Linked DNA regions of Mus musculus: region 1 is linked to region 2. Evidence: chromatin contacts called from ENCODE Hi-C data. All regions are on one chromosome and are shown on one strand. Each heading gives the region's core, a stretch centred on a gene start or an enhancer-like site at or near the end of the contact. The rest is flanking DNA. Distances are from core to core; before and after follow the strand shown.

The links. A loop is a pair of places that touch in the nucleus more often than their neighbours do.
Region 1: a loop to region 2 is called in a map of T-helper 2 cell, with 2.6 times the contacts of the local background. The contact joins the promoter of Cd200 here to the promoter of Btla in region 2. A Hi-C loop is called at or near these places in 5 of 37 maps with a recorded cell type or tissue (T-helper 1 cell, T-helper 17 cell, T-helper 2 cell and 1 more).

What each region holds. Positions count from the first base shown.
Region 1 is chr16:45,407,500-45,410,603 of GRCm38, forward strand. Cd200 (CD200 antigen) reads right to left here and starts at 1,554. Exons shown (of 6, transcript NM_010818.3): 1 at 1,357-1,554. The coding sequence starts at 1,368.
Region 2 is chr16:45,222,889-45,225,983 of GRCm38, forward strand. It overlaps Btla (B and T lymphocyte associated), which reads left to right and starts at 1,449. Exons shown (of 6, transcript NM_001037719.2): 1 at 1,449-1,573. The coding sequence starts at 1,465.

The DNA of each region.
Region 1 (3,104 bases), core at 304-2,803, 180 kb after region 2:
GAAAAATTCCACACCTGCCATCATGTGATAGTTATAGTCATCAAGAGGAACTGTATAATCATGGCATTATCTGAGGGTGTGTGTGTGTGTGTGTGTGTGTGTGTGTGTGTGTGTGTGTGTGAGAGAGAGAGAGAGAGAGAGAGAGAGAGAGAGAGAGAGAGAGAGACCTACATGAAAAATGAATGAATTTCCTGTTTAGTCTGGAGTCCCACTCCCAAGAGATCTTATTGTGCATATGCAAATATACAAAAATCTTTATTAAATAGCATTTTTGAATGGTAAAGATCCTAGGAGCTTGCCTACTGCAAACCCAGCAAGTCAGTGCTGCAGCAATATCACAGGTGTGAGGTGACAATTCCACGGTTAAAACCCTGAAGACAGTGCCCAGAATTTAACGGATGCTAAAAGATTAACCAATCAAGAATTAACTAGAGAGTCCAATCATGAAGATTCAAAAAAAAAAATCCTCCTACAATTCTTATCAAGAAGGTGGATGTTCATTAGCTCCTGGGTCTTAGCTGACAACTCCACAGCTGCTAGGTGCATAGCCCCATTCCCCTATTCTTTCTAGGTCTGATTTTGTACCTTATTTCATTGCAGCCACAGAGACTTGGAGAGAAAAAAAAGAACCTCTCTCTCCGATTCTTTGTAAAACAGAAAGCAATTCCTTGTTTGAACATTAAGAGCATCTAGCTGACAGATCCACATTCCTCTTTGTTAAGAAAGGTAACACAAGTCGGTCTTTGTCAGCCTGATGAAAAGTGGTACCTGGGGTTTAATTGCGTTTAGATTCGCATTCAATTCTACCAATTCCGTGTGTATAAAGAATAAGGCGTATGACCACCCTTCCTTTTAAAATTTTCTGCCTTGTAAACAGTACCAAAGACTCAAAATGTCGGCCTCTCCTCTAAATACCTTGGCATTTAACAAGACCACTAAGCTGTGGCTTGCTCGCTGCAGTACTGCTAGATGCTTCATGGTTTCCTAGGCAAGGAGCAGAAATGCAGCAAGAGAGGGGGTGAGAAAGAGAGCAAGCGAGATTACTAGGCTACACCCCTGCTGCAGGTTAAGGACCAACATAGGGGACGCAAAGAGCTACTCCTCCCCTTCTGGGAGCCATGGAGCTCAGGCCGTGTTTTCGCAATGGAATCGCAGCAAGGAGCAAAGCCGCCCACCCTAGATACACGCGTTCCCCGGGCTTTCTCCGGCCGGTGCCTCCTTACAGAGCTCCGAGCCCCGGATACCACTTCTCCAAAGAACAGCTTCCTTGCTTTTCTCGCAGGCTCCACTGGCTTCTGAGAGCCGCGGCTCCAGATCGCCCATTCCGCCCTCCTTCGCATCTCAGATTCCACTCACCAGACTGCCCATCCTTGCTCTGGGCCGCAGCTAGACACCAGCTTCTCGGGGTCTGAGCTCTTCCACGATGGAGGATATCTCCGCAACACCTGTGAGCAGGGACACTACTATTCGCCGTAGAGAGAGCCCCCTCCACTGCACAGGCAGACTCTACAGCTCCTCTAGTGTGGAGGAAGAGACGACCAACCAACCACGCCCTCTACAACCTCATCCCTAGCCCCTGCCCCCGCCCCCGCCAGGTTCTCGCCTTTTAGAGTAATATAGCAAAAATGTGAAAGAATCACTCTATATTTTTTTCATTTTAGATTTATTTATCTTATTTTACATGTGTATGCATGTTTCGTCTGCATTCCCATCACTGGCCTCTCTCCCGTGCCAAATGGCAGTATAGGGTGACGTAGTCCATACAGAAAAATCAGAGTGGGAACTAACTTGAGTGGACAGTAATTTGAGTCAGAAACCTGGTGCATCCTGTGGTTCTGTACAGCAAAAGATAAACACGGAGAACAGAACAATAGTGTGTGTGTGTGTGTGTGTGTGTGTGTGTGTGTGTGTAGGGGGAAGGTAAGGAGCTTCATACAGACACCCTGGGGGAAAAAAAAAAGGAAAACTTTATTTTACGATTTGTTATATTAAAGGCCAGTGCGAGTGTGTGTGTGTGTGTGTGTGTGTGTGTGTGTGTGTGTGTGGTTACCAGGTACCTCATCTAGAGCTTTAGAGGTCCTAAGGGCTCAGAGTTACCTGTGAACACACTTCCTGAAAACCCAAAAGCACTTTCTTTCTGCTAATCAGATTGTCCTGCAGTATTCCTTAAAACAGATGAGAACCAAGGGACAGATCAAATGAGTCACAGGAAGCCCTGGAACTGAGGTTTTTCCTTGATGAAAGCTTTACAGAAACGATTGACTATATTGGTGACATTTCTGTTTCTGTACTAGAGTAGAAACCTGTGGAAAAAGATTTGTTGGGCTTATAGCTACAGGAGGAGAGTCTCTAAGTGACCAGGAGGCATGGTACCAGGCTGCCAGAGAGATCACATCTTCAATCACAAGTATAAAGCAGAGAGAGAGAGAGAGAGAGAGAGAGAGAGAGAGAGAGAGAGAGAGAGAGAGAGAGAGAGAGATCGAGAAAGAGAGAGAGAGGAGAGAGAGACTTGGGACCTACAACTGAAGGTCACCCTCTAAAACCTGACAGTGGGACCCATTGCTGAGGTCAACTTTCATTCAGCTCACTGAACATAGAGAGGCTAGAGCTGAGGTTTGGACTCTAGACTCTAGTCTCTCTGGTGTGAGAAGGTATTCTACAGACCATGAAAAGACAAACCTGGACACTAAACCTGCCTCTAAATCCTCTACCCACAATATGTCCTGCCTATGAGATTTTAGTAGAAAATGTGAGGGAGTGACCAACCAATGTTTAGTTTAACTTGAGGCCCACCCTATAAGAGAGAGCTTGTACCTATATTGCCTGGATGGTCAAGAACCAGATAATGGAAAGCCCAGAGTCCTAGGGTAGAACCAAACACAGCTGGGGAAAGAAAGAAGGAAAGAGAGAGAAAGACAGAAAGAAAAAGAGAAAGAAAGAAAGAAAGAAAGAGAGAGAGGGAGAGAGAGAAAGAGGGAGAGAGAGAAAGAAAGAAAGAAAAAGAAAGAAAGAAAGAAAGAAAGAGAGAGAGAGAAAGGGGGAGAGAGAAGAAGAAGAAGAAAAAATGGAAGGAAGAAAAGAATGATTCTTAATGACATTCTGCT
Region 2 (3,095 bases), core at 199-2,698:
CACCGAAAGAAGGAAGAAGAGGAGGAGGAAGAGGAGGGGGAGGGGGAGGAGGAGAGAGAACAAGAACCACTAGAGAACTATGATGGTCTGGAGTTGACAGAGTTTATTTGTGGTTTGGATGATATCTCGAGCTTTAGGATGGGTGGTGATTCAAGGCTTTTCTTCGAAACCTCTTAGGCTATTTTAGAGGTACATTGAGCCTTGTTTCTACTGCCAACAGGAGTTTTGCACCCCATTCTGAGCAAGGAAGGGGGATGAGTTGTATAAAATGAACCATAAGCAGGGTGCTTCCTTGGTCAACAGTGCAGATTCTAGGAGCTCTGCAGACTACCTGTATCATCTGGCGTACCAGGGGTGCGTGAGCATCAGCATGGATTGGCTGAGTTCCTTAAATTCTGGAGCGGCGTTCACTCATGTTGGTATTCCAGCCACTGTGGCTTATCTGGACAAATATGCAATAGGTACCCTAAATGGAGTTTGGCCTTGGAAGGGTACCATTAGCCTCTGAGGGAAAGATTTCTCAATTTCATTCAATGAGTTAAACTGCACAGGTGCCACCTCTCCATTTGGAATTACCAAATTCCTGTTGTTATAAGCTAGTGATTGAACGTGGGCTGCGTGCCCACAGCCCCTCAGCAACCCTGAGCTATCCAATTTTGAACTTTTTCCATTTCTTACTTTACTGCTTCATCTCGACAACAACCACATAAAGCATGCGGAAAATGAAAGTTTCCTCTAATTGGCACTCAAGTGCTCATTTTGCTTAGAACTTTAATATTTAGGAAGATCGTGTAGCTAGTACTAACGGCAAGCATGTATTCCGTTGATAGGCATCTACAGACTGAAGAAGGAGGCCCTTCCCTCTTCTGTTGATGAAATGCACCCTGTCAGTCATTTTCTCCATAACGTCAGATAAGTCTTCATTGGTTTCATGACAAGGAACATTCTCATCTTACTGTGCCTTTATGGGAGCATGGGGGGAGGGTTGTAAGATACATTACACTGATGAAGTATCATAATCACAAACTATAAAAAGGGGAAATATATGCTTACCATAGGTACTTTTTGTATGAATTTCCTGACCCTGATTTGATCAGAATCTAAACCTAAAGACTGTAACAATTTAGATCTTTTTTTTTTTAAGTTTAATTGTTCACTTTGAGAAAAACCTCAAGGTTATGCAAGAATGGTGGCAGAGCGGAAGCAAGGAGCCAGCTGCTTTGCACATCAGAGGGCTTGAAAGAGAACAGCAGGTCGGATCAGAAACAAAACCACAGCAGGGCCTCTTGCTCTCACAAATCCTTCGGACTACTCACACTGTCCTCTCCCACCAGGTCTCCTGATTTGATTTAAATTAATTAATTTATTTTGGCCTAAGATGCTGCTAGTGTGAATAACGTGACCCAGCTCTGAAGATCTCTAGGGAGGAAGAGGAAGTTTGCCCTTACCTGACACGTGCTGGGAATGAAGACAGTGCCTGCCATGCTTGGGACTCCTCGGTTATTTAGGGAATTCTTCATCCTCCATCTGGGCCTCTGGAGCATCCTTTGTGAGAAAGCTACTAAGAGGAATGGTAAGGGACCTACTAAGAAAGCTGGTTTTCTTCCTCGGGGTTCCTGTCAGTGATAGTTGAGCTTGCTCTGTGGAGAGGGATGTTCATGTCCAGGGCATATATAGCTCAGAGTGATGAGTCCCTTTTGCTTCTTGAAAACGCTCCAGGATGTGAGTGAAGTTAGGACATGCTACTCACCTGGCTACAGAGCAAAAACTGATCCATAGCTGGAGCTAAGTTTCCTAAAACCAGGTCCTGATGGTAAGTGAAGAGATTTGAGCAGATGTTATAAATGTGTCAGTACAGATTTGTCACTATTACAAAACTCTCTGTGGCTGCCATGCTAACAGAAAAGACTTGTTACGTTCATGTCTTGGTATCAGATGTCAGCAGGATGTTGTAGTGCTTACTGGGGTGGGAAAGCTTTTGGATACTTGTGGTTATAGCTGTGGCCATGGTTACACTCAAATAATGTTCAATCTAAATAGACTGCCTCCTTCTTTCTGTGGGGTATACTATGAGAATACTGTGGGGTGTACTATGAGAGTACTAAGCAGGCTTCTCGATGTGAGGCTGAAGAGTAAATCATGAGTGTCGCTTTAGTTTGTCTGGACAGGATGATTTGTGAATGGTCGCCAACTGAAAATAGGAAACAATTCTCCATAGTTTATGAAGACAAGGTCTGTAATGCTTGGGATCCTTGGGTTATTTATCTTCCACCATCACACGTGTAGCAACTGGGCACATTCGTGTTGGATTGAAAAATAGAACCACTGAGGTCCTGTGGAATGTCATCTTGAAATCTGGAACTGTGAGGTTTAGGATTCAATGATCTGATGTCACAAGACCACCTAGCCAAGAGCAGAGTAGAACTTCTTCTTAGTCATTCAAGCCCTTGTTTATTATTACCCACCTCTGAAAGACAAGAGGAGTCAAATATTAATTCTATTTAATTCTAAGGGACCTCTTGCAGACTGGACTCTGTGAAACAAAGGAAATATTTTTAATTTTATAGCACAATTGGGGTTGTAATTCGCATTATATTCTTCTACCCAGTATGTTATAATCTGGTATTTATTACGCACAGAAACTTGGTTATCAGGTGGGAGTATTTATTCCCTCTGCTACTTACATTATGAACTCAGTTAAGTTTCTTCTCCTTTCTTAGTTTTCCTTTCTTCATTAAAAAATATATAATTATACCTAGCAGTTGGCCTTTTCTTATACCTATAGTGCCTAGCTATGGTAAGTAGATGCAATTAAAGCTTGATAAATGTTAATGGTGACCTTTGCCAATAGTTTTTTCCTTCAGTACCTTTGATAAAATCCAATTAAATGAGAACTTAGGTTTAACATTAAAACCTTAAGTAGATCTAGTTTTAAAAATCGCCAAATGCTATAGATATTTAGTTATGAAGTAAGATTATAATGCAGGCATACATTGTAGAATGTTTAAATCAATTGAGCTAACTTGCCTATGACCTTACATACTTATCATTTTAAATTTACCAGATCTTAATTTTAAAATAATTAGCTGTAGTCA